Linked DNA regions of Homo sapiens: region 2 is linked to region 1. Evidence: chromatin loops called from intact Hi-C (ENCODE). Cell type or tissue: testis. All regions are shown on one strand. Links, peaks and the distances in the headings refer to the core of each region. The heading gives the core; the rest is flanking DNA.

Region 1 (2,500 bases), core at 1-2,500:
GCAGGCGGATCACTTGAGGTCAGGAGTTCTAGACCAGCCTGGTCAACATGGTGAAACCCTGTCTCTACTAAAAATACAAAGATTAGCTGGACATGGTGGTGCACAACTGTAGTCCCAGCTACTCGGGAGGCTGAGGCACAAGAATCACTTGAACATGGGAGGCGGAGGTTGCAGAGAGCTGAGATCGCGCTGCTGCACTTCAGCCTGGGCGACAGAGCACGACTTTGTCCCCCAAAAAATAAGTAAATAAATAATAAAAGTGATGGGACCTGATTTCAAGTAGTCAAAATCGCAGAGACAGCAAATGGGCTGGGCTATGGGCCAGAGGGTAAAGGGATGTAATTGTTTAATGGGTACAGAGTTGTCAGTTTTACAAGATGAAAACAGTTCCCAAAACTGTATACCTGTACATAGTTAAGATGGTAAAGTTTATGATATGTGTATTTTACCAAAATTTTTTAAATGAAAAACTTTTTTTTTTTTTTTTTTTTTGAGACAGAGTCTCGCTCTGTCGCCCAGGCTGGAGTGCAATGGCGCAATCTCGGCTCACTACAATCTTCGCCTCCCGGGTTCACAACATTCTCCTGCCTCAGCCTTCCAAGCAGCTGGGACTATAGGCACCCGCCACCATGCCTGGCTAATTTTTTTTTCGTATTTTTAGTAGAGACGGGGTTTCACTGTGTTAGCCAGGACAGTCTCGATCTCCTGACATTGTGATCCACCTGCCTCGGCCTCCCAAAGTGCTGGGATTACAGGTGTGAGCCACCGCGCCCGGCCTGAAAAACATTTTTAAGTGGTGGGACGTGTAGGGCTCCACGGGGCACCTAGCACAGGAAAGCGTGTGGTAAATAAAAGGTGACTGCCAGGGCTGTTGAGGAGCTGACTAGGGAAGGCCTGCTTCCTAGAAAAGGGGTGAGGCGCAGGGCATTGGAGGGAGGTGTGCCTGGGAGGTCAGGAGTCCTGCCTTATGCGGGAACCTGGAGCAGCACCCTCCCTGCTTTGGGCCTCCTCTGTGAAGTGAGGCGTAGTCCCCTCCTGGGGCCAGCAGGTTGCTCTGTGACCTGGGCCAGCAACCTCAAAGCCACGAGGGGCCTGGCTCCTTGCGCCCCCTGCTGGCCGACTCGGGAATAACACACCCACAAGCCCCCAAGTTGCTCCCAACCAACCTGGCCAAGTTGCTGGGTTAAGGCAGCCTACGTGCCCCCTGTACCCTTCTGCTCTTGGCTGAGAACCCCTTATGGCTTCTCCCTCCCTCCCTCCCTCCTAAGTTCCTGGAACCTACCTTCACCACACCCATAAGCTCACAGACACAGACACAGAGATGTGTGCACATGCTCAGGTGCAAGCTCTTGTATTTGGATCCTTTTGTTGTTTTGGTTTTTTTTTTTGTAGAGAAAGGGTGTTGTTATGTTGCCCAGGCTAGTCTTGAACTTCTGAGCTCAAGCGATCTGCCCACCTCAGCCTCCCAAAATGCTGGGATTACAGGTGTGAGCCACCATGCCCAGCCTCCATGAATTATTATTATTTATTTCATGCATAGAAAATTGATGTTCAGAGAGGTAAAATGGCTTGCCTCATGTCACACTGCCAAGGTCATCAAAGCCTGTGTTCTAATCCTTCCCCCGTCTCTCAGCACTGCCCTCCTCCTTGTGTGTCTACTTGGGGCCTGATCCTGGGTGTGGTAATAGAACAGACCTACCCTGTGGAGGGTGCAACATAACATTCACTTCTGGCCGGGCATGGTGGCTCATGCCTGTAATCTCAGCACTTTGGGAGGCCGAGGCGGGCGGATCATGAGGTCAGGAGTTCAAGACCATCCTGGCCAACATGGTGAAACCCCATCTCTACTAAAGACACACAAAAAAATTAGCCGGGCATGGTAGCGCGCGTCTGTAATCCCAGCCACTCGGGAGGCTGAGGCATGAGAATCACTTGAACCTGGGAGGCGGAGGTTGCAGGGAGCCGAGATCATGCCATTGCACTCCATCCTGGGTGATAAAAAGATAGGGCGAGACTCTGTGTCAAAAAACAAACAAACCAACATTGACTCCTATGCCCAGTCTTACCCGGCCACACATAGGCCCGATGCACTGCCAGTCCCCTGCAATGGAAGCCGATCCTGGTTTCCAGCCCCACCCCCAAGGCTGCAAGATTGTTTAAGCATATCCGTGTGCAGCACAGGTGCCACCCAGCTTCTTGACCCCCATGGAGCCAGTGATCTGGACACACAGAAGGCACCGCCTTTCCTGAGAACTGGCAGTGCCCAGAGAAGGCAAGGGGCCAAGGCTGGGGCAGGGCAGAGAAGAGGGCCACAGCTGGGATCTGTTTCTCCTGAGTTTCTGCCCTGTGCTGGCACCAGGTGTACAATCTGCTATAAGGCCTGCAGGAGCTCAATGTAAGTGTTGTTATTTTAGTATGTTAGGAATTTCCTCACCTGTTAATGAGGGTGAGGATAGCACTTGCTTTACAGAGTTGTTGAAAGGATCCAGTGACAAAAGTA
Region 2 (6,180 bases), core at 1,526-4,025, 79 kb before region 1:
TTGTGACCTTGAATGGCCAGGCGTGGTGGCTCATGCCTGTAATCCCAGCACTTTGGGAGGCCGAGGCAGGTGGATCACCTGAGGTCGGGAGATCGAGACCAGCCTGACCAACATGGAGAAACACTGTCTCTACTAAAAATACAAAATTAGCCAGGCGTGGTGGCATATGCCTGTAATCCCACCTACTAGAGAGGCTGAGGCAGGAGAATCACTTGAACCTGGGAGACGGAGGTTGAAGTGAGCTGAGATCGCGCCATTGCACTCCAGTCTGGGCAACAAGAGCGAAACTCCGTCTCAAAACAAAACAAAACAAAACAAAAAAACAACTTTGTGACCTTGGGTGAGTCACTTAGCCAGGCTGAACCTCAATTCTCTTGCAGATGGGAGTAATGACAGCCCACACCTCGCGGGGTGTTGTGAGGGTCCAGCCTAGAGCCCACCCTTGATAAGCAGTCAGAAAGGGAGTCATTTTTACCAAAGACCAGTCCTCATCTTAGTGAAAAGCCGAAAAGCTGGGCAAACCACTTGGAAACCAGAGTGACCTTTGCTCTCCTGGCTTCACTTGGAGGTGGAGAACTCCTGAGGGAAAGAGCAGAGGGCTAGGAATTACTGAAGGGAGAGGTGGGTCAACTTTGGCAGGGTTGAGGGAGGATCAGATCCTGCTTGGGCTGGATCTTGTTTTAGCCAACCCCACCCCGCCTCTGGTGTCCCACTGAGTGGTGTCCATAGAGAAAGATGGGCTGAACAGCACCAGGACCTCATCAAGGGGCCCTTCTTAAGACCTTTCCATGTTCTAATCCTATCCAAACCTGTGTTTGTCTTTTCCTAAGGTAGGAAAGATCCACAGGGGCTGGGGGAGTTTCCTGAGAGGTAAAATGACTGTATGAGGGGCCCACGCTGCAGCCTTGCTCTCTGGCTGGGAAGACAGGCTCCGGCACTGCCTCACTCCCCACCCCATCCCCCAAGGCTAGCACAGGGCACTGACAAGGAGCAGGAAATCAGTAGATTTGGGAGTCCATCTGCACTGTGTCCCTCCCAGAATTGTACACTACACAGATAGTGAATGGATAAACATTTTCCGTCACTAGGAAGATAGCACAGCAAGATTCCTGAGGCTGGACAAGGTTCTCCCTTTCTCCCCAAGCTTGGGAGGACATCAGAGGAGGTGAGAGCTTTGGTCCACCAAGGCCAGAAGCCGGGAGCAGAGCTCCAGGGAGCGAAGCTTCTGCTTGAGAATCACTGCCATGTCCTTTCCCTCAGAGGAGAGTATTGAGACATTTCTTTGGGACTCAATGGAGACGCTTCCCTTCTCTTAGGCTCCCTCCTATTGCTTGCAAAAGGAAGCAGCAAAATGTTGGTGAAAGAGCACCAGCTTTGCCCCACGGACTCCCAGGGTGGCCTTGGGAAAGGGCTCTATCCTCTGGGCCTTGGGTTGTCCATGTATATAGTTGGGGGATAGGCTACATCAGGGTCACAAACTCAAATGACTGCCAAGGCCAATCAGGTAACGCAGTGAACGACAACAGGGGACCACACTGAGCCTCTAAGGGAGCTCCAGCCAGTAGCCACCATGCTAGAGTGTAGGCCCCGTGTTGTCAATTGCATGCTCATTCGAGGAAGCTTAGGAACCTGGATTATTATGTGGAATCTTCAAGTTTTTTCTTAAATGCTGAGGCCTGGCCAGGCGCGGTGGCTCACGCCTGTAATCCCAGCACTATGGGAGGCCAAGGCGGGTGGATCACTAGGTCAGGAGTTCAAGACCAGCCTGGCAAAGATGGTGAAACCCTGTCTCTACTAAAAATACAAAAATTAGCCGGGTGTGGTGGCAGGCGCCTGTAATCCCAGCTACTCTGGATACTGAGGGAGAGAATTGCTTGAACCCGGGAGGCGGAGGTCGCAATGAGCTGAGATCTTGCCACTGCACTCCAGCCTGGGTGACAGAGTGAGACTCTGTCTCAAAAAAAAAAAAAAAATGCTGAGGCCCAGACAAAATGCGTCTGTGGGCTAGAATCAGCCTGTGTTCCCCAGTTTGTAGCCTCTGGGCCAAACCTCAGCTAAGGTTTTAGATTTGGCAGTTGTTCTGAAGGTCTGAGTGCCTGCCAAGCATGCCCAAACAGGAAGGGCCCCTGAAGGCCCTAGTCTGGCCCCCTTACTGGACATGGGAGGAAACAGGCCCAGAGGAAGGAAAGGCCCTGGCCTGAGACCAGAGAGCAAGTTGCTCACAGAGCCAGGACCAGAACCTGGAACTCTGGATTCCTAGCTCTGGGCATCTCTGCTCCCCAAGAAGAGAAGACGAGGCAGTGTCAAGGTTAGGAGCACGGGCTCTGCATGAGGCTGACCCTGCTGAACAACCGAGCAGCCACGTGACTTGGGCAGGTCATTTACCCCCTCCTTGGCTCAGCGTCGTCTTCTGTAAGTACAGATAATGGCACTTACCTCTCCGAGTGAGGATTCCATGAGATAAAGCCTGTGAAGGTCTCAGCACAGAGCAGGGCACACGGTCACTGCCCACTAAATGTTACTTATTAAAATCATGCAAGCCACGCCAAGCAGGGCTGGGGTACCTGGGATGCATTTTAGCATCTTGTCTGGAAAGCAATTTTTTTTTTTTTTTTTGAGATGGAGTTTTGCTTGTGTTGCCCAGGCTGGAGTGCAATGGTGTGATCTCGACTCACCGCAATCTCTACCTCCCGGGTTCAAGCTATTCTCCTGCCTCAGCCTCCCGAGTAGCTGGGATTACAGGCACGCACCACCACGCCCAGCTAATTTTTTGTATTTTTAGTAGAGACAGGGTTTCTCCATGTTGGTCAAACTGGTCTAGAACTGCCAACCTCAGGTCATCCGCCCACCTCGGCCTCCCAAAGTGCTAGGATTACAGGCGTGAGCCACTGCACCTGGCCTGGAAAGCAGTTTTCTTCTCTGGAAAGCAATGCTGCTTGGGAAAGAAGGCTCAGTAGGGAAGCTGCATTCTGAAGTCGTTTTTATTCGATAACTAACACCATAATAACCAGAGTTCCATCTGAGAGGAGAGGAGAGTGAGAAGGGGCCAGAACCCTTTGGTGGCTGAGAAGCCTCCTCAAGGCTATGTTGGGGCAGTAGGGAGGCAGAGAGGTGAAGATCTTAGGGAAGCCCCTGACCCAGCCTAGGCTGCTGCCCACAGGGCAGGAGGAAAGCCCAGGAGGGGAGACAAGACCTCCCTGTTGCAACCAGGAGGCTGAGCAAGGCACTGGTGTTTACAGCCCACAGCTTCACCCGGGAGGGGCGAGGGCTCCTGCCCTGCGAGAGCCTTTAGGTGTACAGTTGGGGAAAGGGCAGTTCAGCTGTTGGCTGGAGCCTGCAGAGGATAGAGGAGAAACAACCTTGAGGTGCAGGGTCACTGTTCCCAGCCTCCAGGGGACTGTCGGGCACACACACCCACCCTGTCACCTACCAGTTCTCCGGGCTCCAGGTGGTGCCAGAGGCCTCCATGAGGTGGAAAGTGTAGGCCTGGCGCGAGCGGTCAGAGAGGTTCTGCTTGCTCTTGTGTACCACTTCTCCATGGATGAGGACCAGGGCCCCTGGCAGAGACACAAGCAGGTCAGGAACCTACCAGCCCCACATCCCCCCTCCCCAGAGCAGGAAGGGACATGGGCCCTCCTCCTTCCAGTGGTTTTGTGGCCCCCATCCATCCCCATTCCCTTCCCTGAAAGCTCAGGCATCTGCAGCCTCCCTCAGGGACAAAAGCTAAGCTATTGAGATGCATGTTCCTCTGGGATCAAGTCCCCTCTGCTGTGGACTGTGGCCTTGGCAAGCCTTAGGAAGGGCCTCCCCTCCCGAGGTCTTTGCAGGATCAGGCAGAAGCCCTCTGTCCTGTGCCAGTCCACTGGGACCTCTCCGGTGATGCTGAGTTAGACATTGGTTTTCCCTTTTCATAAGAAAAAGGGCCGCCCAACAGCCAACATTTGTTGAGCAGTGGCTATGCACTAGGCAGACTCTATATCAACATATTTATCATCTCACTGACTTTCCACTTTACGTTTGGGGAAATTAAGGCTCAGGGAGTCAGTCATTTGCCCAGAGAAACAGCCCATAAGTAGCAGAGTGTGGATTCCAGGGTGATCTGGATCAGCCTGCAGGAAAACATGCTGCTTCCTGACTTCCCAGCGCCCATCCAGCCCCTCCTTCTCTTTCTGTGACTTCACTGCCCTCAGATGACCCCGAGGGCAACCTCTTGGACGCTGGGTAGTCGAGCAAGCACAGACTGATGGACTCAGCCCCCTGCCTCTCTGCCCTCTGCATCTGCCTACCTCTCTGCACTGGGGTGGGCACAAAGAGGCTGTTATCCCGGGCTGGCTCTGACCCAAGGAAGCTGGTACCAGGCGCTGAGCCAACAGGGGCCCGGACCATCCTTCTTGACACACCACCTGCAGGCCAAGATGGAGAGCCTTAAACTCCTCCTTTCTCAAGGTCCCTCTCCCTAGGGGGTGGGGAGTCCCAAGTGGGCAGAAGAGACAGGGTTCCTCACTGGTGTGGGAGCCAGGGATGAACCAGAGACAGCCGTTCTCCAGCGTGGCATCCTCCACTGCGATCCACACGCCCAGCACCCGGCCCAGGGGCTCCGTGTACAGGAAGGAGGCGTCCTGATGAGGGGAGACTAAGCAGGCCCACGGGGGGTGAGGAGCTCATCCTTTTGCCTGTTTCCACCTCACCTTGGCCTCATTACCTATTCCTCAGTCCTCTGGGTGCTCTCCAGGGCCAGCCTTCCCATGATCAGTTAGAATCTCATCACTTCCTGGCCCAGGACTCTAAGGCAAGCGATTTCACCTCTCAAAGCCTCAATTTCCTAAACCGTGAAGTGGCTCCAACAACAACCTACCTCACAGGGTGCTGGAGGATTCTATGAGATGATGTATGAAAAGTGCTTAGGGCCCAACAATGTAACTGCTTGATATAAAGTAGCACTACTGTTTAATTCCAGTGAGATAACTCAAGCCACCCTTCTTAACCAGGGACAAGCGGCCCCCAGCCACCAGATGGTTCACCCAGTGGCCTAAGTTTGGGAGGTTGGGGCTTGGCGCGGTGGCTCACACCTATAATCTCAGCACTTTGGGAGGCCAAGGCGGGTGGATCACCTGAGGTCAGGAATTTGAGACCAGCCTGGCCAACATGGTGAAACCCTGTCTCTACTAAAAACACAAAAATTAGCCATGTGTGGTGGCAGGCGCCTGTAATCCCAGCTACTTGGGAGGCTGAGACAGAAGAATTGCTTGAACTCGGGAGGCAGAACTTGCAGTGAGCCGAGACTGTGCCACCTCACTCCAGTCTGGGTGACAGAGCAAGACTCCCTCTCAAAAAAAAAAATTGGGAAGTTGGGTGCGAAGCAGGGAGATGCTATGATCAGGCATCCACATTTCTTTATTATTATTATTATTTTTTTTTTTTTTGAGACGGAGTCTGGCTCTGTCGCCCAGGCTGGAGTGCAGTGGCACGATCTTGGCTCACTGCAACCTCCGCCTCCCGGATTCAAGTGATTCTCCTGCTTCAGCCTCCCTAGTAGCTGGGATTACAGGTGCCTGACACCACGCCCAGCTAATTTTCATATTTTTAGTAGAGATGGGGTTTCACCATGTTAGCCAGGCTGGTCTCAAACTCCTGACCTTAGGTGATCTACCCCCTCGGCCTCCCAAAGTGCTGGGATTACAAGCGTGAGCCACCACTCCTGGCCAGCATCCACATTTTTAAAAACCTCCCCACACGATGCTGGGGCACAGTTAGGATGCGGAACCACCGAACAAAGGAACATGGTCCTCAGCAACAGAACAAACAGGTTGCTGTCTCACCTCCTTCCTTCCCGGGCAACTGCGTGTTTTCTGAATACTGAACTTTAAGACAGACCTCCAAAGGAACATTTGAAATGGAAGGGGCTTTGAAACATTTGGGAGAGGAATGGTGGAAGGAACTGGGAGAACTGGACTCAGGCAGAGAGTGGGGATGGTCATCCCTTTGGGGAACTGGACTCAGGCTAAGGGTGGGGATGGTCATCCCTTTGGGGAACTTCGTACAGGCTGAATGGTGGAAGAAGGTGGTCACAAGGAGGCTGACTTGGGCTCATGCAAGGAAGGAAAGGGCTTCCTGGGAGGGGATGAGCTCCCTGTCACCAGAGGTATTTGAGCAGAAGTAGATAATCACCTACTAGGGAGG

Evidence for each region. Hi-C counts contacts between places; a loop is a spot of excess contacts. Peaks named below come from ENCODE experiments on the same cell type or tissue, not always from the same donor. Only the 100,000 strongest peaks of a DNase experiment are listed, where the experiment ranks them.
Region 2: a loop joins it to region 1, with 3 times the contacts of the local background. A loop is called at or near these places in 16 of 110 quality-filtered maps.

Annotation. Positions count from the first base shown.
Region 1 is chr9:128,862,358-128,864,857 of GRCh38, reverse strand. All of the region lies in intron 1 of KYAT1-SPOUT1 (KYAT1-SPOUT1 readthrough), which reads left to right. The region is part of intron 1 of KYAT1 (kynurenine aminotransferase 1); the gene reads left to right. Among named protein-coding and RNA genes, the nearest start is that of KYAT1, 18 kb to the left of the region's middle. RefSeq lists an enhancer at 974-1,268. In testis, for the core only: CTCF peaks have their summits at 919 and 1,118 (motif pointing left); a DNase peak (open chromatin) is centred at 1,097.
Region 2 is chr9:128,938,822-128,945,001 of GRCh38, reverse strand. It overlaps PHYHD1 (phytanoyl-CoA dioxygenase domain containing 1), which reads right to left. Exons shown (of 13, transcript NM_001100876.2): 10 at 4,505-4,633; 11 at 4,287-4,403; 12 at 3,431-3,557; 13 at 2,964-3,334. The coding sequence ends at 3,289. Among named protein-coding and RNA genes, the nearest start is that of DOLK, 5.7 kb to the left of the region's middle. RefSeq lists a silencer at 3,058-3,256. In testis, for the core only: no CTCF peak of the experiment used is centred there; no DNase peak of the experiment used is centred there; H3K27ac peaks cover 1,042 bases.